Regions from separate parts of the Homo sapiens genome. Here regions 2, 3, 4 and 5 are each linked to region 1. The links are chromatin loops, found by intact Hi-C in ENCODE. Cell type or tissue: PC-9. All regions are shown on one strand. Region 1 overlaps TRAM2 (translocation associated membrane protein 2). Region 2 overlaps TRAM2 (translocation associated membrane protein 2). Region 3 has its middle 13 kb from the start of TRAM2-AS1. Region 4 has its middle 9.8 kb from the start of PAQR8. Region 5 overlaps EFHC1 (EF-hand domain containing 1).

Evidence for each region. Peaks named below come from ENCODE experiments on the same cell type or tissue, not always from the same donor. Only the 100,000 strongest peaks of a DNase experiment are listed, where the experiment ranks them.
Region 2: it touches region 1 in a loop (6-fold over the local background); 78 of 110 quality-filtered maps call a loop at or near these places.
Region 3: a loop joins it to region 1, with 11 times the contacts of the local background. A loop is called at or near these places in 24 of 110 quality-filtered maps.
Region 4: a loop joins it to region 1, with 13 times the contacts of the local background. A loop is called at or near these places in 2 of 110 quality-filtered maps.
Region 5: a loop joins it to region 1, with 4 times the contacts of the local background. A loop is called at or near these places in 70 of 110 quality-filtered maps.

What each region holds. Positions count from the first base shown.
Region 1 is chr6:52,502,128-52,507,127 of GRCh38, reverse strand. TRAM2 (translocation associated membrane protein 2) reads left to right here. Exons shown (of 11, transcript NM_012288.4): 8 at 992-1,096; 9 at 1,386-1,529; 10 at 2,374-2,537; 11 at 3,858-5,000. The coding sequence ends at 3,931. Among named protein-coding and RNA genes, the nearest start is that of TRAM2, 72 kb to the left of the region's middle. RefSeq lists an enhancer at 2,163-3,362. In PC-9, no CTCF peak of the experiment used is centred here; DNase peaks (open chromatin) are centred at 2,707 and 2,947; H3K4me3 peaks cover 413 bases; H3K27ac peaks cover 1,622 bases.
Region 2 is chr6:52,565,096-52,570,095 of GRCh38, reverse strand. All of the region lies in intron 1 of TRAM2 (translocation associated membrane protein 2), which reads left to right. Among named protein-coding and RNA genes, the nearest start is that of TRAM2, 9.5 kb to the left of the region's middle. In PC-9, no CTCF peak of the experiment used is centred here; a DNase peak (open chromatin) is centred at 2,985; H3K27ac peaks cover 2,355 bases.
Region 3 is chr6:52,587,749-52,592,748 of GRCh38, reverse strand. No RefSeq gene overlaps it. Among named protein-coding and RNA genes, the nearest start is that of TRAM2-AS1, 13 kb to the right of the region's middle. RefSeq lists a cis regulatory region at 3,485-3,496 and an enhancer at 3,419-3,563. In PC-9, no CTCF peak of the experiment used is centred here; no DNase peak of the experiment used is centred here.
Region 4 is chr6:52,349,866-52,354,865 of GRCh38, reverse strand. No RefSeq gene overlaps it. Among named protein-coding and RNA genes, the nearest start is that of PAQR8, 9.8 kb to the left of the region's middle. RefSeq lists enhancers at 2,126-2,175, 2,090-2,589. In PC-9, no CTCF peak of the experiment used is centred here; a DNase peak (open chromatin) is centred at 2,265; H3K4me3 peaks cover 587 bases; H3K27ac peaks cover 3,727 bases.
Region 5 is chr6:52,422,395-52,427,394 of GRCh38, reverse strand. It overlaps EFHC1 (EF-hand domain containing 1), which reads right to left. Exons shown (of 11, transcript NM_018100.4): 2 at 3,228-3,449. Among named protein-coding and RNA genes, the nearest start is that of EFHC1, 4.6 kb to the right of the region's middle. In PC-9, no CTCF peak of the experiment used is centred here; a DNase peak (open chromatin) is centred at 3,104; H3K27ac peaks cover 1,577 bases.

The DNA of each region.
Region 1 (5,000 bases):
TTTGGTTTATAATGACATGGAGAGTAGGTCTCTCTTGGTTGTTCTAGAGGCAGAAAGAATTGCTATAATATTAGTTCTCGAAGAGCCTCTTTTATGAAAAGAATCCTTTTGATGTTAATAAGCTGTGTCATTGATAATTTGGGCTTTTGCTGAGTGTTATCCATGCAGTAAAAGCACCCCACACTTTCTCTAGGCTGGCACTTACAGAGCTCACTGTGTGTAACTTTCTGCCGAGGTGCCTGGAAATCCCGAGGTGCGTTGGACTAGGTCCTTGCAGCAGGCATCCTGTGTGAATGACTGACTTGGATTAGTAAGACTGAGGCAGGGAAGGAGCTCTCAAACTCTGTCTCCTGTCTCTGGTGGCCTGTAGCAGCGTCAGTTCCCGGATGGGTCTTTGAGGGCTGAAGGCTGTGGGGTGATGCCAGCTCTGCCCTTGTGTTGGATGGTCATGTGTCACATGCATAACGGGTCTAAGAAGCCAGTCTGCACTGTCACCGTAGCAGTGGCGAGGACCGGGGAAGAACGTATAAGCAGGGCCACACAGAAGGAGCACTTGCTGCTTCTGCATGTACCTCGGAGCTGTGAAGACTTGGATAATGGAAAGTCAGACAACAGGAACATTTCATATTCCTATACTCAGAGCTCAGCAAATGTGTTCTGAGTACCTTTTATGTACTTGGTTCCAGCCTAGGTGATGAGTGCAAGGTGCTAAGTACTGTGAAGGGCCTATGCGAGGTTTGCTGTGGGAGCAGGCAAGGGCATCTGACTGAGACAGGACAGCTGAACGGCCAGCGGGTCGGTATTAGGAAAAATGTCTTAAAGGTGTGAGAGCTAAACTGAATCCAAAGGATGGAGCAGAGCCAGCCAGGGAAAGTGGGAGTGGAAAGCAGAGCCCAGCCAGGCACAGGGGACAGCCTGAGCCAAGATGCAATGGCTTCTGCTCCACGCAGCATCTTGGAGGGAATGTAAGTCTAGTCTTCCCCACCCCCAGCCTGAGCCGCCTGGGCCTGATCTTGCTGCTGCTGCAGTACTCAACTGAGTTCCTCTTCCACACGGCTAGACTCTTCTACTTTGCAGATGAAAACAACGAGAAACTGTAAGTGGGTCTGCTGCAGGCTGGCCCGCTTAGAGGCCTGGGCAGGGGTTCCCCCGAGGCCCGGATGGTTGGAGGGTCCCTCCCTGGTTGCACACTGCCCGCTTACCTGCAGGTGGTGCCCTCCCGTTATTTTTTTCTGGAACATCTGATTTTAGATATCTCGTCCCTCAAGCACTTTCCCCAGCCACCCTTGAATCCTCTTCCCACTCGGGGTCTCTTCTGGAGAAGTGGGTGAAGATTCCTTCAAGGGCGCTAAAGACTGACATCCCTCTTCTGCCTCTGTGAGCAGGTTCAGTGCCTGGGCTGCTGTTTTTGGGGTTACCCGCCTCTTCATCCTCACCCTTGCCGTGCTGGCCATTGGCTTTGGACTGGCTCGCATGGAAAACCAGGCATTTGATCCCGAGAAAGGGAACTTCAACACTTTGTTTTGCAGGTGAGTCGAGCAGAAGTCCAAGGTGATAAGCCAGGGAGCCTCCTGAACTTGGCACAGCCCTTGCAGAAGGTCTGGAGGCAGCAGACCCTTTAGTCTCCCACATATTGTTATTTTTTGGAAATCTCTGGATATCAGGCCTGAGGGGAGAAGAGATAGCAGCCTCTGGTTCCATCCAAACCATCTTCATCCCCTAGTCCTGGTTTGCTCAGACTGTAGTCCAAATAGGAATCCCTTACATTTGTCTGGCACTTTGTGGTGCACAGAGGCATCACACCCAGTCTCTCAGTTGATATCATTCTCCTCTTCTTGTGTGTGGGTGCTTTAAAACCATGTGCTTAATGGCTTGGCCAGTGGCCTCCTGTGGCAGTGAGGAAGCCACTATTTTCCGGAGCCCCTAGGCCCAGGAGAGTGATTTGTCCAGGGTTGCTCCACTTTTAAGTGACATGTTAAATGAGAAGCCACTCTTCCAGAAATTCAGTTCATTTGAATGCTACCAATATTTGTGGAGCTTACATTAGTCTTGTTCTGTGCAATGGGCGCAAAACAGACACAGCCATGGACCCCTCCCTCGTCATAGGAGTAGCGTGATTGTAGAGCTGGCCGTACGTCTGTCGCCACTTCCTTCCCGTCTCCCTGGCACATGTGATGTATGCTGGAGCAGAGACTGACTGAAGCACACATTCTTCCTGGTGATAGTGGTGGTATCGAAGAGGGCCAGTGGTGAAGGCGGACGTGATAAGCCATGGGAACTGCAGGGCCCCTGGCCCTTGTTCTCCCCTGCACAACCCAGCCCAAGGCTGTGAGCCCAAGCCCCAGCCTAAGCCCCTAACCCCCTGCTCTGCAGGCTCTGCGTGCTGCTGCTGGTGTGTGCCGCCCAGGCCTGGCTCATGTGGCGCTTCATCCACTCCCAGCTGCGGCACTGGCGGGAATACTGGAATGAGCAGAGTGCAAAGCGGAGAGTCCCAGCCACACCCAGACTACCAGCCAGGCTCATCAAGAGGGAATCTGGTGAGTGCCAGGGCCCTTGGCAGAGAGTGGAGCCAGGGAAGTCTGTCTGGGATGGGTGGGAGGAGCCAAGGCACCTGGCTTCTTGGGCGCTGCCCAGACCAATCCTGCCAGCTTCTCCTTCCTGACTCTTACCTCAGGGCTGGGGCTCCTAGCTCCCTGATTGGCACGTGGCTGGGTGTGGGCCAGGGACAGGCTGTGGGTGGGGCTGGCCCTAACTAGGCTGGGAGCCCTGGCCACCACGGGGCAGGGCAGTGGCTGGGTGGGGAACTCTGGCAGGAAGCGTGTCCTCAGGGTGGCTTCTGGACCCCAGCCAAGTGCTGCTACTGCCGCCGCCGCCCATTCTCAGTGCCGGACGGCGGCCTCTGTCCTCACCTGCCCTTTTGCTCCACATCTTAGCCTGCCCCTGCCTCCCAGCTTGCTGGCTCCTCCTCTGTCTCCAAGAATGACTCACAGTGACATAGTGCTAGGTGGGGGGTAGGGGTGGGACACTTATCCTTTGGCCCGTGCACGCACTCCAGTCATCACCCACCTTCAGCAGGTCCTCAGGCCCTGCCAGCCCTGCACGTTCTGCCCAGCCTGGGGGCCTGTCTGCACTGGGCGCTGCTTTCTGACTCACCTGCTTTTCTCTAGGTGGCCACCTGCTTGGCAAAGGCTTATGTGTGTTTGAACCAGACACGCGCGCAGCTGGGTGTGTCACAGAGTCAGGCCTGGCTGGCGGGGGAGGTATGGGGCATAAGACTGCAGCCAGTACCTCTGAATTTGAGCAAGCGCACGGAGGTATTTTGAACAATAGAGCACAATTTTTCTGCCAGAGGAGTGTCAGGCATCCTGCTTGAGGCCTTGTTCCTACAGCCTCTTGTCCCCCTCCCTTCTGTGGCCACTGCTCCTGGGAGTTCTTGCTGAACTGGAAGTGGGCTGATGCCTTGCAGGGGCCTGAGAAGAACTGAGGACAGTGAGCAGTGACAGCATCTAAGTGATTTCGGCGAGTATCTAGCCCCAGCCTCAGGCTTGGGCAGGCTGGCCTCTGTTGTTGCTGAGTTACTGTGTGTCATCCCAGGCCCCTCCTGCTAAAGTGCAGTCAGAGACCAAGCCTCTCAAACAGGGCCACTAGTCCAGGGCCCTGGGGAAGACAGGACCCTCCTGGGAGCCGTCTGCTGGCTTGCATTTGCTGTGCAAGGCTGCAGCCTGGCGCCCCTTTGGTGCATCCATGTATAGCAGCTGGGCTGCCCGGGCCCCTTCCTTGGCCTGGCCCCACCCTCCCCTCTTCTGCCTTAGCTCCAGCAGAAACACCATGTATGCTTGTCTCTCTCCACTTCCCAGGTTACCATGAAAATGGAGTGGTGAAGGCAGAGAACGGAACCTCCCCACGGACTAAGAAACTCAAGTCTCCCTAAGGCCAAAGTGCTAAGAACAGGAATCCTCTTGGTGGGGGCCGAGCAGGGGGCAAGGAGCCCAGGCCCCCTCCCTGCCTCCTCCTTCCTGCCTGTGATGCTCCGTCTCAAACAGCCGAAACCTGTCTTGCAATGGGGGGAGGGGGCGTTTCGCTTTCCTTCTTCTTGGCTTCCTCTTATTCTTCCACAAACCATTCTCAATAAAGCCAAAAATCTTTCTCTTTCTCCCCCTCAGGCCACCTCCTGTCCTCACTCCTGTCCTGTGCTGGCTTTTCTGGAACGCCAGGCGCCCATGGCTGGCACCTTTCTGCTTGCTCTGTCTCTTGCCTTATGGCTGCTGCTTTTCCTTTTTACTTCCTATTTTCACCTTATCTTGCAATTTTTCTGTCTGATTTTTACAATGGGAGGGGAGCTAAGATTGCAGTCCTGTCCTTCGGTCCCCCAGGGCCTGCCGGTCAGAAGCCTGGGGCTGGTAGGCCCTTGGTGGTCCTCATGTGGATGGGCAAGAAGAGAGCGGCCATCTCGGATCATAATCTCCTTGGTGCTGATTAACTGACGAGATATATGATTCCAGTTCTGCATGTACCATCTTGAGGCACAGCAGCCACTGCTCGTTGTAAATGCCAAGGCATTTGGCTTTGGGACGTGACAACTCAATCCAGAAGGATGGTGTGAACTCGGTTGGGTCCCGTGACTCGAGCTCCTACCAGTGGCTGGCCGCGGATTGGAAGCCAGCCTGCTGTCGCTCTGTGGGGGGGGACACGTCTTCCCACTGCTTAGAGCGAGAGCAGAGCAAACTGCGCAGCAGGCACCTCCAGAAAGGTAATGGTGGCAGAACCCACAGTGGAGTCGACCTAGGCCTTTCTCCAGCAGTCCCAGTCGCCATTGCTTTTTCAGCCATTCACAAGCATTCAAAACCAAACCAAACAGCAGTTCATATACCTGCCTGAGATAGGCTGGTCCTCACCTCCAGAGCCAGCCAGCCCCGTCAGGGGCCAAACTTACTACCTTGACTTCATCTCTAGCTGCAGAAACACTAAGTCTCAAGGGCTTCAGCCCCATGCTGGTCCCT
Region 2 (5,000 bases), 63 kb before region 1:
TTTAAGATCTTAGAGGGAAACCTAAGAAGTCTTCTACTGTGTTTACAGAAAAACAAAATAAGACCCTCATTGGCTGGGAGATTTGCCCAGGATAGTAGAGTGAATTTTTGGCAAAACGGGGGCTAGAATCCAAGTCTTCTGACTCATCTCTGGTGGTCTTCTACAGCTCTGCCCACTGGAATTCTAGTGAATTTGAATTCCAATATTTGAATGCCAATATTTGTGTAGAAGTCTTGAAATTGAGTGCTTTGCTCATTTATTTGGCAGCTTTTTATTGAGTGCTTAAGTGCCTGTTCTGGGCCTGTGCTGAGCTCTGGGAATGCAGAGATGAATAGGTGGGGTCCCTCTTCTCAAAGAGGTCTTAGTATGGTAGCTTAAAGCTGATAGATTATTTGTGGATAGGAGTCAGGTCTTAAACTTGATGTGAGTGGCAGGTGTGTCCTCAAACTATTGGGCCTCAACCTCGAGCCATTGCTGTTGATGGAAAGGGTGGTTTATTAAATTAAGAACTAATGCCCTGGGTGTAGTGTGGTTAGTATTCAAGCAGAAGAGTGGTGGTCACTTTTAGATACCTTGTGAGGCACAGTTTGTACCCTTATACATACGTTATTGCATAAAGGCAGTCTGTTTGGGCTGCTATGACAAAAATGCCATAGATTTGGTGGTTTAAACAACCTGCATTTCTTTCTTTTTTTTTTTTTTTTTTTAAATGGAGTCTTGCTTTGTCGCCCAGGCTGGAGTACAGTGGTGCAATCTTGGCTTGCTGCAACCTCCACTTCCCGGGTTCAAGCGATTCTCCCACTTCAGCCTCCCAAGTGGCTGGGACTACAGGTGCCTGCCACTATGCCTAATTTTTGTATTTTTGTGGAGATGGGGTTTCACTATTTTGGCCAGGCTGGTCTCGAACTCCTGACCTCAGGTGATCTGCCTGCCTTGGCCTCCCAAAGTGTTGGGATTACAGGCATGAGCCACCGTGCCTGGCCCTGCATTTATTTCTCATAGTTCTGAAGATCAAGGTGCTGGCCTGTATTGATTGAAACCCTGGCTGGAGTTAGGAGAACTCTTCCATATGGTTTCTTAAGACTTTAAACATCAAACCCAAACATGATCTCTAATGTCTTTTTTGGGTTGGTGGAGCTGATGATTGTACCTCTGGTGGGAAGGACAGAGCTGTCTGAGCCTCAGTTGCCCTGCCTTTGAAATGGAAAGAGGACTTCTTAATAAAGCCCCTGAATTTTGCAGGGACAGAGTATTGTTAGTTTAATCAGTTTGTTCCTTCATCTTTATTATATAAGTGTAGATATTCTGTCTTAGAGGGTATTTAATTTTTCTTTTTATAGAGACTTTTAAAAAGAGGCTGTTGAGGGGCCCAGCACTGTTATGAAGACGTCTGTGGCTATTGGAGAGGGAGAAGGACGTACCTACCTCAAGACAAAGGATAGAGACAGAATTTACATAATTATTTATCAGCTCCTTTCATGAAGGTTAAGAGCAGTCTGGGAGCTCCTGACCTGGAGGAGCAATCCCAGGATGAACAGGCTTTCCCTCCAGCAATTCCTGGAGTCCTGCAGGAAATCACAGGGCGAGCCTCACAATGCCTGGTTTCCGGCTGAGAAGAATTCCTCAGAACTTAGAGCAGAATTGGAACTTTTCAGACCCATGGTTTTGGAGTTGAGACTGTGTTTTTAGTTTGTAGTCCAACTTTGTACTTGATCAACTTGTGACCTCAACAGGCAAGGAATAACTTGTTTGTATGGATTTTGTGACTGGAGGAGGAATGTTGAAGTAGAAAGGAACAGGTGGTAGTTGATTTTTTAAAAGAATAGCAGGGTTCTGGTTTGGTTATGATGGCTGGAACGTGTGCCCTTCTTTCAGGGTTCTTGAGGAATGAATTATGGCTGGTGCCAATGGAGGGCCTGCAGCAGGGAAGCGTGCAGTGAAAGGGGCGAGGACAGGGGCCTGGATTCTTCCATTAAATAGCCTTGTGGCCCATGCAAGGCCCTTCACCTCTCTGGGGCTCACCTGCTTCATGGATGTGTCAAATGTCCGGCGGCCTGGTTGTGCCTTCTTAACATGGACATGTAGAACAGGACTGGAAAATGTGTATAAAACTCAAATTGCGAGTCAGAAATTGGGAGGAGAAGGAGAGAGGCACCTTTCCCCAATCCTATAGATTTAGGAGTAGTAGCTAGGCAAACATTGTGCTCCATTAGGTTAGTGGGCTCACTTCTAATCTTGGTTTCATTTATTATTTGAGTTGAAACCAGATTCTAGCACAAATTTGGGGTTGGCATGAAATATGTCTTAGCAGAACCCATGGTGGAGAAGGAGAAAATCTGTATATTGGAAAGGAATCTGGGTTTGGCTTTGAGACTTTAAGATTGCCATCCATAATGAACAATGTTGAAGTTTCAAAACTAAATCTGTGGCAATATGGAGAATTTGGCTATCCAGACTGATTCATCCGCAGAAATTTCTGGAAAGCTACAGTTTTATAGCGCTGAAGTAAAAAGCAAAGTTGGTCTGCTGCATAGTACATTTTATTACCCAAGAAATGTAAAAGAAACATTTCTGTCATTCTTTGCCCAGCCTGGGAAATATCTACATTCAACACTATTCAACCATTTGGCCATTGAGTTTTATTTTATTTATAATCATTCAGCACATACACCTACTCTGTACAAAACGCTGAAATTGAAATTCAAGCCAGCTAACATATTTGTTGATACAACTCTCTCTACTGTGCTCATTTTTGGAGCTTCAGAAAGAAGAGAATGTGACACTTCTCAGCTACTCTTCCCTGCATTTCCTGGGTCCAGATAACTTCAGGCATGACAACTATGGCCTCGCCAGATTTTCACTGACCACTTACCACGCCTTTAGCCTGCAGCTGTGTCATAGCTAAGTGTAACTTGACCAATGTTGTTGGTTTCTCAGCCCTACCAGTTGGGTTGCTGCTCACATGGCCTAAGGGACGTGAGTCTGAACTGAGCTGGTTTTGACCTCTTGCCCCTTGTTCTGCAAATGTTGATTAAGCAGTGCTTTTGTGTGAACCATCATTCTAGATGCTGGGAACACAGAGAAAAAGGACACATTGCTTAATCACAAGGAATTTACCATCTCATAAGGGAGATAGATAAAAGGAGGCAAGTACAGTCACTTGATGATGACTACCCCAGTTGAGCTGCCATATGGGTCTTCTGGTCTAGCACACACAGTGGTGCTCACTCAGTAAGTGTAGTGTACTAGAGGGGATGCTTTGGGAACATGGAGGGGGGTCTCCTAGCTCAGAATAGGGATAGATGGATGCTAGATAAGGCCAGAGAAAGAAGGAGATATGGGAGGGCAATAGAATAGTCCGTCCTTTGTAGACAGATGAGCTGGTGTGAAGCATTGGACACTCAGCACACTGGTGTCATAGGATGCTCTGGAGGTGGGATGCAGTGGGGACAAGGGTGGAGGTGGGGCCAGATCACCCAGGGCCCCTTAGGTCCTGCCGTGGAGTTGAGACTGTCCTGGAGGTAATGGGAGCCTTTAAAGACTGTTAGGAAAGACAGCAGTGTGATGAGGTTGCTCTGGAGACTACTAGAGTGGTTTAGGGGATGAGATGAGAGATTAGAGACAGGAAGTCTGGTTAGGAGGCTGGGGCACTGGTCCAGGTTAGGACTTCCACCTGGGGAAATTTCAGTCTCAACCCCCAACCAGGAAGCAAGCCCCCAAAGCAGCTGAACTGTCTCTGGTGTTGATTCAGAGACTTCAGAAACTGCAAGGCCATTCTCAGCTCTCTTTCTCATATGTTTCATGTGACACAGGCAAGCAGCAGGACAGTGGTGGGGCGGGCAAGGACAGTGAAAGTTGGGAGAGAGAAAGGGCTTTTCTCTAGACCTTCTTATAACCCTGACGTGTGCAGTGATGCCAGTGGTGCTCCTGAACGTGCATATCATTCCGTTTCACCTTCTTGCATTGCCTTCGTATGGCTTTATCACTGAAGTGTCCTATGGACTTATTATAATAAAAAGGTATTTGTTTGCATCTCATGTAACTTCTAATTTCTTAAAAGGTAGGGACCCAGTCAGTTAGAACATCTTTTCCCTCTATCTTTTGTTTTGTTAGCTAAATAAGCCATAATGATGCTTGCATGCAAATACCGTGGACTTACCTAAGGAAACTGGTTTTGTTCCAGTGTTCAGTGGAGGCACAGAGGGTGGGAACTTCCTTTGTGGAGGCTTTTCCAGAGATAGTGGAGGTTGGGAGGGACGTGGCGTGTTCAGTGGACAGAAGAAGTAGGCACAGCCTGTATGTAACATTTATTCAGAAAAGTTACTTAGCACTCGCTATGTACTGAGATCTACCTATAGTTTGCACCTGGAAGTTCCTGATGAAGGTGTCAGTAAGTAATTTTTTGAAGTGCATGTGATAACATGAAGAGGACTGGTGGATCCATTGTGTGCTGTTCATCTCTAAACTTTTGCCAGACCCCCTAGAAATAGATGCAGTGAGATTTTCCCTTTGTCTGATTTCTAGCAGATTAGTTTAGTATCTAGGGGTCTTCTTACCAAGGCCTGTTGGTGACACCACAATTGTATTAGCTCCCATACCACCATCCCCATGCATGACTGTAGTTTGCATGGTCTCTAGGAGAGGGAAATTCAACAAGTGTTTATACCGGAACCGAAGCCCGCAGCCGTCACTTGCCCTCCCCTGCCTTGCCCCCAGTGTCTGTTCACTGAGTCCAGTGGTTTTACCTCCTGAATTGCCCCCAGGTCTCCTCTCGCCCTAATGATCTTTTGTTTTAGCTTGGGCATTTGATATTCCTCACCTAAATGGCCATGGTTGGTCCTAACTTGGACCCCACACTCTCATCTTTTCTGATCCTTTCTCCTCATAGCTGTCACAGATTGTCTTCAAACACAGAGCTGAACATGGGTCTCCCTACTTAGACTCCTTCCAAGATGCCCGCCTAAAGGCTGAGCAATTAGCTTGGCTTCAAAGCTTCCCCA
Region 3 (5,000 bases), 86 kb before region 1:
AAATTCTAGTCCCCTGGAACCTGTGACTATGTTACCTTACATGGCAAAAGGGACTTTGCAGATATGATTAAGGGCATGAATCTTGAGATGGGGAGGCTATGCTGGATTACCAGTGCGCCCCATCTAATCACATTAGCCCAGGGGAGTAAGGGAGATGGCAGCGTGGGAAGTATTTGGGGATGAGATGTAGGAGGTGATGTATAAGAACAGGAGAGAGATCCCTTAAATATGTATAAATATAATGTAGCAATAAAAACAAACAAGTGCCACCTGTAACTACTGCTAATAGGAATGTGCACTCAGGGCAACTTGAATGTATGCCCTCAGGTGGCTATCCTCAAGCTTTAGCCTAAAAAAAACTCTATACTTAATCATTAAAAAAAAAACAAAAAAACCACAAAAAACAAAAAAAAAAGAGAGGCTGCTAGAAGCTAATAGAGACCCCCAGATAACAGATAGCAAGGAAACAGGGACCCCAGTCCTGCAGCTGCAAGGAACTAAAATCAGCCAACACCTGATACAGCAAGGAAACAGATTCTACCCTCAAGCCTCCAGAAAGGAACACAGCCCTGTGGACACCTTGATTTTAGCCCAGTGAGACATGAACCAGACTTCTGGCCTATATCACTGTAAGAAAATAAATGTGTGTGGTTTTGAGCTAAAGTTGTAGTAATTTGTTACAACAGCAACAGAAAACTAGTACACATACCCTCCCCTAAAGTAGCCTGGGGTAACCATGCTTGGCTCACCCTGATTAGGGAATGTCTCCTGGGAATGGGCAACAGGCCATGTTCCCTGAGTGTGCTGTCAAGTATCCATAAAATAAGGAATGAGATGAGTGGAGAACAAACAGGTAAGGAGCACGGTAGTAGGCCTGGGGTTCAGCAGGTAAGCTCCAGGATACACAAGCCAGTTGTTTTCAGTCATCTTCTCTTCTAATTGGTATGGTAATTCTTTTTTTTTTTTTTTCTTTTGAGACGGAGCCTTGCTCTATCACCCAGGCTGGAGTACAGTGGCACAATTTCAGCTCACAGCAACCTCTGCCTCCCAGGTTCAAGCGAGTCTCCTGCTTCAGCCTCCTGAGTAGCTGGGAATACAGGCACCTGCCACAATGCCTGGCTAATTTTTGTATTTTCAGTAGAGACAGGGTTTCACAACAATGGCCAGGCTCGTCTCAAACTCATGACCTCAATGTTCTGCCCGCCTCAGCCTCTCAAAGTGTTGGGATTACAGGTATGAGCCAATGCACCTGGCCTGGTATGGTCATTAAACACTTTGAATATCACCCTTGGTTATATCTAGGGAGCTATATAGGTTCCCAGATATCACCCCATTACACTAGGACCCAGTCCTAACTGGGAAAACAAACTCAGAGTATGGGCACACAGGTTCCCGGCTTCTGGCAGAGCTGCTAGAGCTCAAATCTGGAGAATGCTACTTCCAGTATTTCAGCAAATCCAAGAGGCCTTCAGTCACGATGCACCATTATTTTACAAACCACTAAGAAAGAAAAAGTGCCACAAAACAATGACATGTCATTGATTGTAACATCAATGTTAAATGAGTAAGAGGTTAATATGAGAAAAAGTGTGCATCTTAGAATCAACCAAATATGATGATACAAAATTTTCACAAATGGTAAGGGTTAACCCTTGATGTGCTGCTGGCTCAGTCAAAATTGGTCGGGGAATTGGGGGAATGTATACTCATGGGTGTCTAGCTAGGGAAGGCAGAGGCCAAGGTGGGAAGGCGAGAGTGTTGCTCCTGGAGTTCCTTGAAGCCAAGCTAAGGGATGTGAACTTCCTCTAGCAGGCAGTCACTGAAGGTTTCCTGGCATGACAGTATGATGCTGGTGTCTCTGATCATATGTTCCCCTGGCATCTGAAACATCTGAAACAGTATTTATGACTCCATCTCATATCAAAGCATAAACAGTCACTCCCCTCTTGCCCAAGACAGTTGGAATGGAGCAGTTGTTGAGGTCATCTTTGACTAGCACTGGTCAGTGCATTTACCCCGGTTACAAGTGAGGACACACTCAAAAGACAGCTTTATTTTAGTAAGGAGCTCAGGTTTACTCATCCTGATGTGCAGGGCACATGCGTCCTCTGCGTCCTCAAGTGATGGACAAGCCCTCTTTGCGCCCTCCCCAAGACTTTGCCCTGGGGTCCCCAGAGGCAGCAGGGATTACACCAAAGGCTTACTCTGGACAGAGGAAAAGGTTGCACAGAGCCTTTAGGTGTCACCAAAGATCAATGTTGCCTCCTATTTCTTCTCTTTGCCTAGGACTGACCCTGAGTCCAGAAAATTTGAAGAGCTTTCTGAATACTTTTATCATTAGGAAAAAAAATGACAGCATCACCATATGGAAAAGGCCCTAAGAAATCACCTCAAATCCCACAGTTTTTCTGATTAGAAAACAGAAACTTGGGAAATGAATGTGTCTGACCTGAGGTAACCTACCTAGAAACAGCAGAGCTGGGCAGGGATCCAGGTTTCCTGCCATCCCCAGGGCATGCCAGGAAAGGCAGCCGGATGAGTGCACAAAGCCCCTCCCCAGGCATGCTAGGGGTCTGTCTTTTGCAAACTCAGGGCCTTGAAAAAGTCACTTAACATCTTTCTTTTTCCTTTTATTTATTTATTTATTTTTGAGACAGAGTCTCATTCTTGTTGCCTAGGCTGGAGTGCAGTGGCACAATCTCAGCTCACTGCAACCTCTGCCTCCCAGGTTAAGGCGAGAGTGTTGGTCAAGTGATTCTCCTGCCTCAGCCTCCCGAGTAGCTGAGATTACAGGCACCCACAACCATGCCTGGCTGATTTTTGTATTTTTGGTAGAGACGGGGTTTCACCATGTTGGCCAGGCTGGTCTTGAACTACTGACCTCAGGTGATCCACCCACCTTGGCCTCCCAAAGTGCTAGAATTACAGGCGTGAGCCACCTTGCCGGGCCTTTTGTTTTGTTTTGTTTTTTGAGACAGAGTCTTGCTCTGTTGCCCAGGCTGGAGTGCAGTGGTGCAATCTTGGCTCACTGCAACGTCTGCCTCCCAGGTTCAAGCGATTCTTGTGCCTCAACCTTTGGAGTAGCTGGGTTTACACCACACCCGGCTAATTTTTGTGTTTTTAATAATGACGGGATTTCACCATGTTGGCCAGGCTGGTCTTGAACTCCTGACTTCAAGTGATCTGCCCATCTCCCAAAGAGCTGGGATTACAGGCATGAGCCACAGCACCCGGCCTTCCATTCTCTCGACTACAAAATGAGGCTAGTAATAATACCTACTGCAGAGCCTTGTTGGAAAGATTAAGGCTTAGCCCTTAGACCTGCCAGGGAGTAATTGTCCCTACAGAGTCATCATATTGCTGTTACTGTTTTATGCAATCCCAGGCTGCCTCCATCACCTCGCTCCTGCTATCAAGATGAAGGTCTGCACTTTGAGACTTAGGGGCAGAGGAATCTATGGAATTTGCTCCCTTTGCTAATCTGGCAAAGTCAACAAATCATGTCTGTTCAACCCGAGAGGAGCCTCTGGAGATGTTAGGTCACGGCATGGAGCAGTTTCAAGTGAGAGGCATAGAGTGCAGGATGGAGGGAGAGTCAACAGCACAGCAGGGGAAAGGAATAGGCTTTCTGAGGGCTTGGGGAGGCCAGTTGAGTGTGGAAAGGAAGGGAAAGGGGTGCATGAGCTATGAGGGGGCCTGGGTGAGGGCACTTGGCACGGGAGCAGAGTGTAGAAGGCCAGGAAGGGGGACTGTGATGTGGGCATTTATGGCTAGAAAAAAAGGGGACTCAGTGCCTATGAAAAGAATCATTTTCTGTGGAGCTCAGGAAGGGCCTCTCACAGGAGATTTCCTACATGGGGCTCCAGGCCTTGGCTGTCTTCCCAGGGAAAGGTGGTGTTTGCCATGGGGAACTTGCACACTGCATGGCTTAATTCACACAGAAATGTTGCCCACTCCTGTCTCTGGCACTGCTAGTCTCCCTGAGCCTTGTTCAGCTGGGAACAAACATGCTCTTTCCTTGAACCACACTCTTCAAATGTCTCAATGCAAGACACTGAGGTCAGGGCAGAAGTGGAATAGCGGGGCATGGTAGGTACGAATAATGTTGGAGTAAGGGGAAGTGAGAGCCATGAGGGAACTATTTCAAAGAAATGGGCCCTCGGCACTGGGCTTTGGTGTGGCCCTGGGATTGCTGGCCAGCCCCAGTCCACTGGTCATGCAGACATGGCTATTCAGCAAAGCTGGACATAGTCCAAGGCAAGGCCCCCTTGGAGAGAAGAATTTCAAAATTAAAAACAAAACCAAAAGAAAGCACAATCAACTCCCGCTCCTCTTTTTCCCACCCCTAGTCAAATAGTACAGTCTACACTGTTGAAAAATCACATCTCAGGAACAGCACACACTTTCTGACAGCATCTGCCAAGATTTCCGATGAGGCTGATAGAAACGTGTTCCATTGTCATGTTGGATAATGAGTAGACGGGAGTCCTTGCACATCTGTTCAGGCAAGATAATGGTAATATTATTACTAGAGGCATTGTGCTGCAAATACAATCTATTTTTTGTCTCTCCTACCCCCTGCTCATATCCCTCTCTTTCCTCTCTTCTCTTCTTACTGTTGTGTGTCTCCCTTCTCATGTTTTCTTTCTCGCTCTCACCTTTCCTCTTCTCTTTTTACTTCTGTCCTCACCTAGGTGTCCTGCTCAGCTTGCAGAAACCCATGGGACAAAGTGAGGAATTCCCTTCAAATCAGGAGCACGGCTGCCAAGAAGGCACTATGGGCAGGGGTTGGCTGCTGAGATCATGAGAGAGGGGAGTCTTTGGGTCCTTCCTTGCAGGCTTGGTGATTCCTACTGTAAAGGACCCTCTCCTATTTGTCAGCAAAAGTCCTTCAGCCCAGTCAGAGAAACCACCAGACCTGCCCCATGCCCAACATCATCAGCAAAGAATCAAGGAGACAGTAATGTGACCAGCTAATTCCTGACAAAGGGACAACAGAT
Region 4 (5,000 bases), 150 kb after region 1:
TGGGCGACAGAGTAAGACTCTGTCTTAAAAAGCAAACAAAAAACTGAAGTAAACTGAGTTGCAAGAATTTGACATACTGAAGAAGTATCCTGAATAGTTCAAACTAAAGTAAAATTCTCCTTTGTTCTCCCTCTCAATTAAATTAAAATTCTCTGATTATCCTTCCCACTAGCCTGGGATCCTCCAGCCCTGAGGACATCCAGGAAGAACCCTGGAAGCTACTCTGAGTGTGAAAGCCAGGTTTATCGGGTCTTTCTCCCTAAACGTTCCAGGTAACCTCCAAAAATCATCTGACAGCCTGGGGGTTTTGACAAGAGCCTTCAAATCCTGGCAATGTCAAGGGGAAGTTCCAGCAGGAGGCTTACAAAGCAAGTATTCCCTGCAATAAGGTATGATGACTGAGGACTGACTAAATTAACTAGGGTCTATGCATGATGTGAAATACTGTGCAGTCTTCAAAAATCACATAGACTGTATGGCACAGAGAAATATGCAGTCTGTGGTTCTATGGTTTAGTAAAACAGAGCAGGTTATAGTGCAGTGTGATCCAATTTTTTTTTTCTTTGAGACAGAGTCTCACTCTGTCGCACAGGCTAGAGTGCAGTGGCACGATCTCGGCTCACTGCAGTCTCCACCTCTTGGGTTCAAGCGATTCTCCTGCCTCAGCCTCCTAAGCAGCTAGAATTACGGGAGTGTGCCATGCCTGGCTAATTTTTGTATTTTTAGTAGAAACGGGGTTTCACCATGTTAGCCAGGGTGTTCTTGAACTCATGACCTCAGGTGATCTGCCTGCCTTGACCTCCCATAGTGCTGGGATTACAGGTGTGAGCCACCATGCCCAGCCAAGTGATCCTTTTTTTTTTCAAAGAAGATACGCTGTACATGCACTGCAAAAAAAAAAATAAATAAAGAGAAAGAAGCTGTACATTTATAATGACATTTCCAGGATAACATTTAAAAAATTATTTCCAATATTTTCCAAATATTCTTTATAAAATAAATACATACGTAAATGGCTGTCGCTAATTTCTCGGTATGTACATACAACTCTAATGGGCTATAATTAGCTATAGATTATTATACAACAAAAATACAGTAAAGTTAATTATAGCAATTGTGATGGTGATGTGTGGGGTGCTTTGTGAACATCCTGTGCTTCTGAGCTCATAACAACAACAAATATTTATTCTCTTTTAAATTAGATGTTAAAAGAGGTAACTTGCTACAGGCAACCAAAAACTGTCAGAGTCAGTTCATCATCTGTGGTACAGCAGGTGTGGGTGGCAGGGAGGTCAGTCTTGGCGTGCTCAGACTTCCAGGAACCTGAGATTCATAGGCAATGAGCCCCCTTCTAACGGCCACTAATGGGTACATCTGGTCCTTTGACTAGCAGCATTGGATCTGAGCAGTCTGCCTTCTACCTATGCTTCTCTTTAATGGTGCATTTGACATCTCTTGTCCCCTCTATTAAATCAGGACTGGAAAAGAATTGTGCCAGTGGATGCAATTCTATTGAGATTGAGTCCAGCAAACGCTGCAGCAGGATGAGGCCTGACTGCTTTAAATCTCTCTCTTTTTCTCTTTGGACAAATCCAATTAGCCCTGATCCCTCCACATTTCTGACAAGGGGTCAGCAAATTGTTTAGGTCAGAAGGGAAGTACCTTATTACAATGCCATGAAGACACTAAATAAAATTTAGTCTGGGGACAAAGGGGACACATGGCTATTGCTCAGTATGCAATATTCTATTATTAATTATTTCATCCATTCAGAATATATTTATTGAAAACCACCTAGGTGCTAAAAGCACTTTGCTAAGATCTCAGGACAAAGAAATGAACATGGTGCAATCTTCACTCTCTGATCTAGTGGAGAAAACATATTTAAAGAAATGATGACAATGCAGTGTTACAAGGGCTACAAGAAAGGTACACTAGACACTATGAAAAAAACAGAAGAGGCATTCCTAGCTCTCTAGTTACCAAGCTTTTTAGTGTTGGGAGGGTCAGCAAAAGCTTAGGGTGAGTCATGAAGGCTGAGACTAATAAGCAGACAAGAGGGGAGGAAAGCATTCAGGGCTGAGGAATAGCAGGTGCAAAAGCACAGAGGCACACAGCAGTATGACACTTACAGGAAAAAAATCATGGGTGCAACTCCTGCTTATACCCCTCAGCATGGAAGAGAGAGCTATACAGTCCGTGACCAAATAGTTTGACCGTTAGTCACCTCATCACACACATGGAGTATAAAAGAAAGTAAACACAGTCCTTTACTTTGGGTTCCCATGACATGCTCTGACTCATATAAAATCCTCAGGGGAACAGATATTCAGGAGCAGCTCCTCTTCCTGTTTCACTCAACCTACCAGTTCCTCTAACTAGCACCAAGATTTAGTATCGACTTTCGCAGTGGCTGTGTGGTCAGCACCTTGTGTAAGCAAGGGCAGGAGAGTCATCTCTCCTCTGGGCTCTCTGCTTGCTTTCTCCTTCCCCATTTCTTTGGCCCATTTAAATGTTTGCATTCCCTCCACTCCCAGCTCTGCCCAGTGTCATCGTTGTCCTCCTCCTCCTCCTCCTCATTCTTCTTTCTTCCTCTTCCTCCTCTTGCCCTTCCCTTTCCCCTTCCTTCCCTTCTCTTCTCTCTCTCTCTCTTTTTTTTTGTTTTGTTTAGAGATAGGGTCTCTTTCTGTTGCCCAGGCTGGGGTGCAGTAGCACAATCATAGCTCACTACAGCCTTGAACTCCTGGGCTCAAGCAGTCCTCCTGCCTCAGCCTCCTGAGTAGCTAGGACTACAGGCACATACCAGCACATCTGGTTAACTTTTTGTTCAAATGGGGTCACCATATGTTGCCCTGTCTGGGCTCAAACTCCTGGCCTCAAACAACCCTCTCGCCTCAGCCTCCTAAAGTGCTGGGATTACAAGTGTGAACCACTGCACCTGGCCTCTTCTTATGTTCAGTCTTAGGTACATTTTAAGTCACTCAATTTCATCCACTGCTGCTACTGGACTGGGTCAGGAGCTTCAAATCAAGTAGGTGGGGGGATAGAGCCCATGAACTGGCCTTAGGCTCAAATATCTGAAAAAGATCATCAGGCCTTTCATGTGGTCTAGTTTAGCCACCTGATAACTTATGATATTAAAAGAAAATCTGTCAACTTCTCTGCCTTAGAGAGCATTCTCAGCTTGGTGATGTGCAAACCATGAAGCCTGGGGAAGGTTAAAGAGAAAGAAAATCTATCCTACCAAATGGGAGGAACCATCGCAAGATATGAGACTGGAGAAGTAAGCCGGGCTCACATTTTGAAGGACTTTGCATATCCTGAGAAGGAACTTGAACTACACAATGATTTTCCACCAGAGCTGGGGAAGAAGGATAAACCCCCTTCATGTCCTCAAGCTCTATTGATGTGGACCTCTGCTCTGATGGGAGCAAGTTATAGCCCTCAGGTGCTGGGTTGCTTGCTATTGGAGATAAAAAATTATAAGCAGGGAATTCACACGAAGAGATATTTTGTTTTTGAAAAATCTTGCTGGCAGCAGTGTGGGAGAAGGATCTGAGACTTAGCAAGGCTCCAGGCATGAGACACTGGGACAAGGACACTGGTTAGAAAGCAGTTGTAGGTGCGAGATGCTAAGAGCTTGAAGGAAGGCAAGGTTACTGTGGCTGAAGAGCAAACACCAGATCCAAGAGGTATTCATAATTAAAGGCAAAGTCAGTAGCATTTGGTGGCTAATTATAGGTAGGAAGCTGGATCCTATGCTGTGCATTCATATAGATTTCCGTATTTTCCATGTCGTAGTTTTTTATCTCACTATGTTGGAATTTCTTATTAAAGCCTTCTCCATGACAGCTAAAATCATGTGAATCTTGTTCACGGCTATGCTCCCAGGACAAAGCACACTGCCTGATAGATACAAGTCTTTTAAAAAGTTAGCTAAATGTATAAACAAACAAATAAATGAGATGAAGAATTACCTGCACATAGAAGGCCTAAGTGACTGGTGGTTAGGGAAATTACCAACTAACAGAGGAAGTAGAGGAGGAAAAGGAGATTTGATTCAAAAATTGCAGTTTCATTTTGGTCATGTTTTATTTGAGGTATCTATGGGGTCACCAGGGAAAATACTCAGCTGCAATTGAAGACTGGGGCGAGTTCTGGTCTGGTATGATAGATGAGGAGGTTGTTAGTGGACATTCATAGCACAGGTATAAGTAGGACAAGTACAGGTTGAGAGGGTAAAAAAAGAAGACAAATGACAAAGAAGTTACTTCTTTTTTTTTTTTTTTTGAGACAGAGTCTCGCTCTGTCGACCAGGCTAGAGTGCAGTGGCGCGATCTCGGCTCACTGTAACCTCCGCCTCCCAGGTTCAAACGATTCTCCTGCCTCAGCCCCCCAAGTGGGTGGGACTATAGGCATGTGCAGCCATGCCAGGCTAATTTTTTGTAGTTTTAATAAAGATGGGGTTTCATCGTGTTAGCCAAGATGGTCTCGATCTTCTGACCTTGTGATCCGCCTACCTCGGCCTCCCAAAGTGCTGAGATTACAGGTGTGAGCCACTGCGCCCAGCCCAAATAAGTTATTTCTTTTTTTTTTGAGATAGAGTTTCGCTCTTGTTGCCCAGGCTGGAGTGCAATGGCATGATCTTGGCTCACTGCAGCCTCTGCCTCCTGGGTACAAGTGATTCTCCTGTCTCAGCCACCATGCCCAGCTATTTTTTTTTTTTTTTTTTGGAAACAGAATTTCACTCTTGTTGCCCAGGCTGGAGTGCAATGGCACGATCTTGGCTCACTGCAACCTCCGCCTCCCAGGTTCAAGCGATTCTACCACCTCAGCCTCCCGAGTAGCTGTGATTACAGGCATGTGCCACCACACCCGGCTAATTTTGTATTTTTAGTAGAGATGGAGTTTCCCATGTTGGTCAGGCTGGTCTCGAACTCCTGACCTCAGGTAATCTGCCCGCCTTGGCCTCCCAAAATCCTGGGATTACAGGCATGAGC
Region 5 (5,000 bases), 80 kb after region 1:
TTCAAATGCTGCCATTTCAAGGAAATCAGTAAAAATAAATCCAATGTATTGAAACATGATAGGTGAGAAAAAGGACCCAAGATGAGGCTGGGGAGAGAGCAGGGAGGGCCAGCTCCAGTAGGGCTGTGAGGAACCTGTAGAGTTGGATCTTTATAGATGATAGGGAAGCCATGGAAGTGTTTCAGTCAGTATGTGACATAATCTGATTTTCAAAAAATAAGCCTGGCTGCTCTGTGGAAAATAAATTTATGGTAATAGTGAGGATGAAAATAAGTAAATGAATTAGTTACATATTTTAGAAGCAGAAACAATAGAACTTGCTAATAGATTAGATGTGGATTGTGAGGGGAAAGAAGAATGAAAGATGACTTTCATGTCACAGTGAGGTGAATGGTGGTAATGTTTACTGTATTGGTTAAGAAAGCCTGATGGCATTTTCCCAGAAAAATGACATAATCAGAGCTGAACTCTAGAGAATAAACAAGGCAGCATACCTGTTATAAGCATAAGGACTAGGAATGAGACTAAAACAACAGTTAGGTAGTCATTTGGCTTGTCTGAACTATGATAGTGGCAGAGGAAATGAAAGTGAGAGATATTTGACTTGGCAACTCATTAAGTGTGGAGGATAAAGGAGAGAAAAAGCCAAAGATGGCTCAGGTTTCAAGCTTGGATTACCTAGTGGAACCACACAGGGAAAGCAGATCTATGGGAAAAGGTGAGGGATAGAGATAAGTTAGAGACATACAGAACTTGAGGTACCAACAGTTCATCCAGGTGAAGATATCCCATGGGCCAGGGGGATACAGATCTGGAGTCTCAATGATGTCAGAGTTGGAACTAAATAGTGACATTCTCTACGGTGAGGTGACGGTTGAAATCACGAAAGTGGGTGAGATCTCAAGAAAATTATATAAAGAATGAGATAGAGCCTTGAAAATACTTGTAAGTTAAGAATTGAAAAGAGGAAGGGAGGCTAAAGAATAAGCAACCACATAGAAAGAAGGAGGAAAATGAGAGTCATGGAGGCAAAAGAAGAGCACAGTTTCAAGAAGGGAGGAAGGGTCAACAGTGTCAGATGGCATAAACAAGCCAAAGACAATGCTGGCAAAGTAAACCTCTCTAGATCTGGTAAAAGGACAGCACTGGCTACCTAGGAGAAAGTATTCTGGGGCTGTGGGTAGGGAGAAGTCAGATTGTAAGTGATTTGACAGTCAAGTGAGAAACAAAGTTATCTTGCTTAAAGGCATCACAAGGTATTATAGAAAGAGGACAGGATGATATGACTCTAGCTAGAGAAGCAGTCACTAGAGTGTCTGAAATAGAAATAATATGAAACTTGAAGATGAAAAAGATGAAAGAAGAACATCAGAAATAAAGAGCTGGAAGTCAGTCTGGGAAACACAATATAGTAGGTGATGCTGGAATTATACAGGAGCAAGGGGAAAAGATGAGGGCACTTGGAATAGATGTCCTGGTCTTTATTACCTAAGTAAGAAATGAAGTTATATTCTGTCTATGAGGAACAGTCCTAAGAATTTCCAAAATATAGACAAATATGTTGGCTATTATGTGGACCTCTGGGTATTAGAGGTCCTTCATTTAAAATTAGAACCTTCATTTAATTCAGAGAAACCATAATTCCCTTATTATAAACAAACAAACTTAGTTTCAAAGTCATGCATTTAGCTTCTCTCTACCCCATTATCTATGCTAAGGCTCATTTATCTAGAAATTGTGATGATCCAAGTAAAATGAATTGGAAAATAAAAATAATATTTTTATGTGCACTATCCTTAAAGAAATGAATTATGAATATTAAATAAGTACAAATTAAGTAACAACAATTAGTGTAAAATAACATAGAAAACAAAAAATAGGAAGCCTATTTCCTACTCAAGCGCAATTTCTCCTCTGAATTTTACTAATACTTTCTTACGACATATATCACTTTATCACCTTCTACTTTATAACAGTTACTTACTATTCTTTTCAGTAAAAATTAAACATACCAGGATTCATATCTTGGTAATTATTTAGTGCCTATCCCACTTCTCTCTTGTATTTTCAGCCCTCTCCCTTCTCTGCTGATTTTGCAATGTCTGTCAAAGCCACAAATAAACAAAAGAAACAAGCAAAAGGAAAAGATACATCCAATTATATAAATCATACTGTTTAGTGGATGTTTAGGTTCGGCCTATGAATGCATATGTGAATGTGTCCCTATAAATGAGTTAAGTGGGGAAGAGGAAATGATACAGATTCTAGTTGAGAGACTGAAATTGTTTAAAAATAAGTGACTATCATGTAAATGGCATAGCTCCTCCCCAGCCTCTAGCTTACAACAGGTACTCAATAAAAGTTGGCTGGCTGGATGAAAATGTTATAGACATTTAACAGGAATAATAAAATAAAAATTAAGACAAGAAAAGAAACAGACTAAGAGTAAATTAAGAAAGCTAACTTATCAAAACTGATCAGTACTTCTCAGAACCAGTTACACATAAAGCTCATCTGGAAATTAGAACTGATGAGGGTTGGAATAACGTAACTTTCTTAAAAATCTCGCCAGTGATTCTGCTACATGGTCAGGGCTAGGGCTACTTCACTTTAGTGAAAAGAGGAGGCTCATTGACAAGGAAAAACAAGAATGATGTGGTAATGTCAATAGATGGAAATGAGGAAACTCACATTGCAAAAACATAAAGATAAATGAGAAACAAACAAAAATGTTATACCACCCATTGGTTATGTAATATCAAACATGAAATGTTCCCTGAAAACCAAAAACTTATGGAGACTGCCTTGCAGAAAACTGACAATAGATGGAGTCATTGTTTTCATAATGATATTCTGCATCTCATGAAGATTAGATATGTCACCATTACAGAATACAGTTACCTTTAAAAAGTGGAGAACACACGGCTGATAAACATAGAATATAAATTCAAGAATTCAGAATTATAGCCAACTTTTCTTTAACTGCATTTGGAAAATAGTCTGGTGAAGTCTACAGGGAACTACTTTACTCCCTGTAATCAGCTTCCTGACTAAAGAAAGCCTCTTTTTAGCCTGAGTTCAGCTGTCCATGACTAAGGGTTAAGGCATCTGAACAATTTTCTCCTCAGAGCCCTTTGGAAATTCTGTGGTTTACTGTTTTAACTTTTTTGCAAGCAGTTGGCTCTCAGACCCTAATTCAAGGGGTACCCTAAAATTCCAGATGATACCTTTTTGTCAAAGGCCACATGCGCAGGAATAAAATCCGCAGGTGGGGCTTGTTTAGGTTGGCCATAAGTTAAGACTGGTGCCTTACTGGCCAACTCATCCAGCTCAGCCTGGGACAGCTGGTTGAACTGGAGCCGGTCTCCGCCTATCCCAACTGTTGGACGTCGAACAATTGCATAGCCGTTCCTGTAGCTCAGCGTCTGACTTCTGTGGAAGGCTGTTTTCTGAAGAAGAAAAGAATGTGTCATTAATAACATTAGACAAATATTTGTTAGGTAAAAAAAAAACTAACTTTTAAAAATATAACTTGAATCTTTGCTTATAAGCATCACAAAACTTACATCAAGAAGCTTACCAACATTAAGGCTGGGCATGGTGGCTCGTGCCTATAATCCCAGAACTCTGGGAGGCTGAAGAGGGAGAATCACTTCAGCCCCAGAGTTCGAGACCAGCCTGGGCAACAAGATGCTGTCTCTACAAAAACTAAAAAAAAAAAAAAAAAAAAAAAAAAATTAGCTGGGTGTGGTGGCTTGTGCCTATTATAGTCGGCTGAGGTGGAAGGATCACTTGAGCCTGGGAGGTCCAAGCTGCAATAAGCTATGATTGAACCACTGCACTCCAGCCTGGGCAACAGTGAGACTCTGTCTCAAAAAAACAAAACAAAACAAAAGCTTACCTACATTAAAAGATTCTGTATTTTAAGTTAAAACACTTGAACAAGAACAAGGAGCGAAGTAGCCACCTAAGCTTAAAGTAAAATTTAAAGCTGTGCTCTGTAATGCCCAATTTAACTACCAATTCACCTTGCATGAGAGATTAAAAGAGTATCTCATCTATACTCTTAAGTTTTTCACTAGTCTTCTCATGTTTTTCATCTGATATCTGGGGCCGTAAAAACTGTAGAACCTAGAAGATACGGTTCTGTGAATTTTATTTTTACATGGAATGAATTTATTTTTACCTGTCCCTCTTGTCACAATGACAGTGATACATTCTTACAACTCTTTGGAAAGCAACTGGATGGTATATATTTAAAGTCTTGAACTCAATAATTCTACCCCGACCATTTATTTACGAATATGATTCAGAATTATGAGAAAGAACTATATGCCTGAAGCTGCCCATTACAATGGTAAATGTTGAAGACAATCTAAAAGACAGTCATATGAAGACATGAGTAAATGATCGAAAACTCACTCAATGGATTATGGTGCTGTCATTAAAATATTGATTTTAGAGATCACGTGGCAACCTGGTGAAAATATTTATGATTTAATAAGCCTGAAAAAGCAACATATAAAATTATATGTGTACTGCAATTATAAGCATGGAAATATGTGCATGAAGAGACTGGTTTGGTCCTCTGTATTATACATTTCTAAATTATGTTGATTTTTTACAATGAACACATTTTTATTTAAAAGATTAAATAAAAAAGAGTAGAAAGGCAAATTAGAGGTTATGTTAATGGTTTCCTTTTTCTGTTGTGAGGATACTTTCACAATTACTTATCTATAATATTCAAATATATACATAGATACAATTTAAGATTAATCATAAAAAATATTTTTATGAAAAAAACTTTCTACATCCTAATTGCTTTAGAGCCCAGCCTACCATCTTTCAAGATCTGTACTAACATGAAAGGTACAACAGAATAAACTTCTTTTGCTAAAAGGGTTATAAACTGTATATAACCCATAAAAACAAATGTATGACATTTGTTTTTAAAGGTCATGTATTCAGAGTCACAAGTCAGTTGACAGGGACTGCTC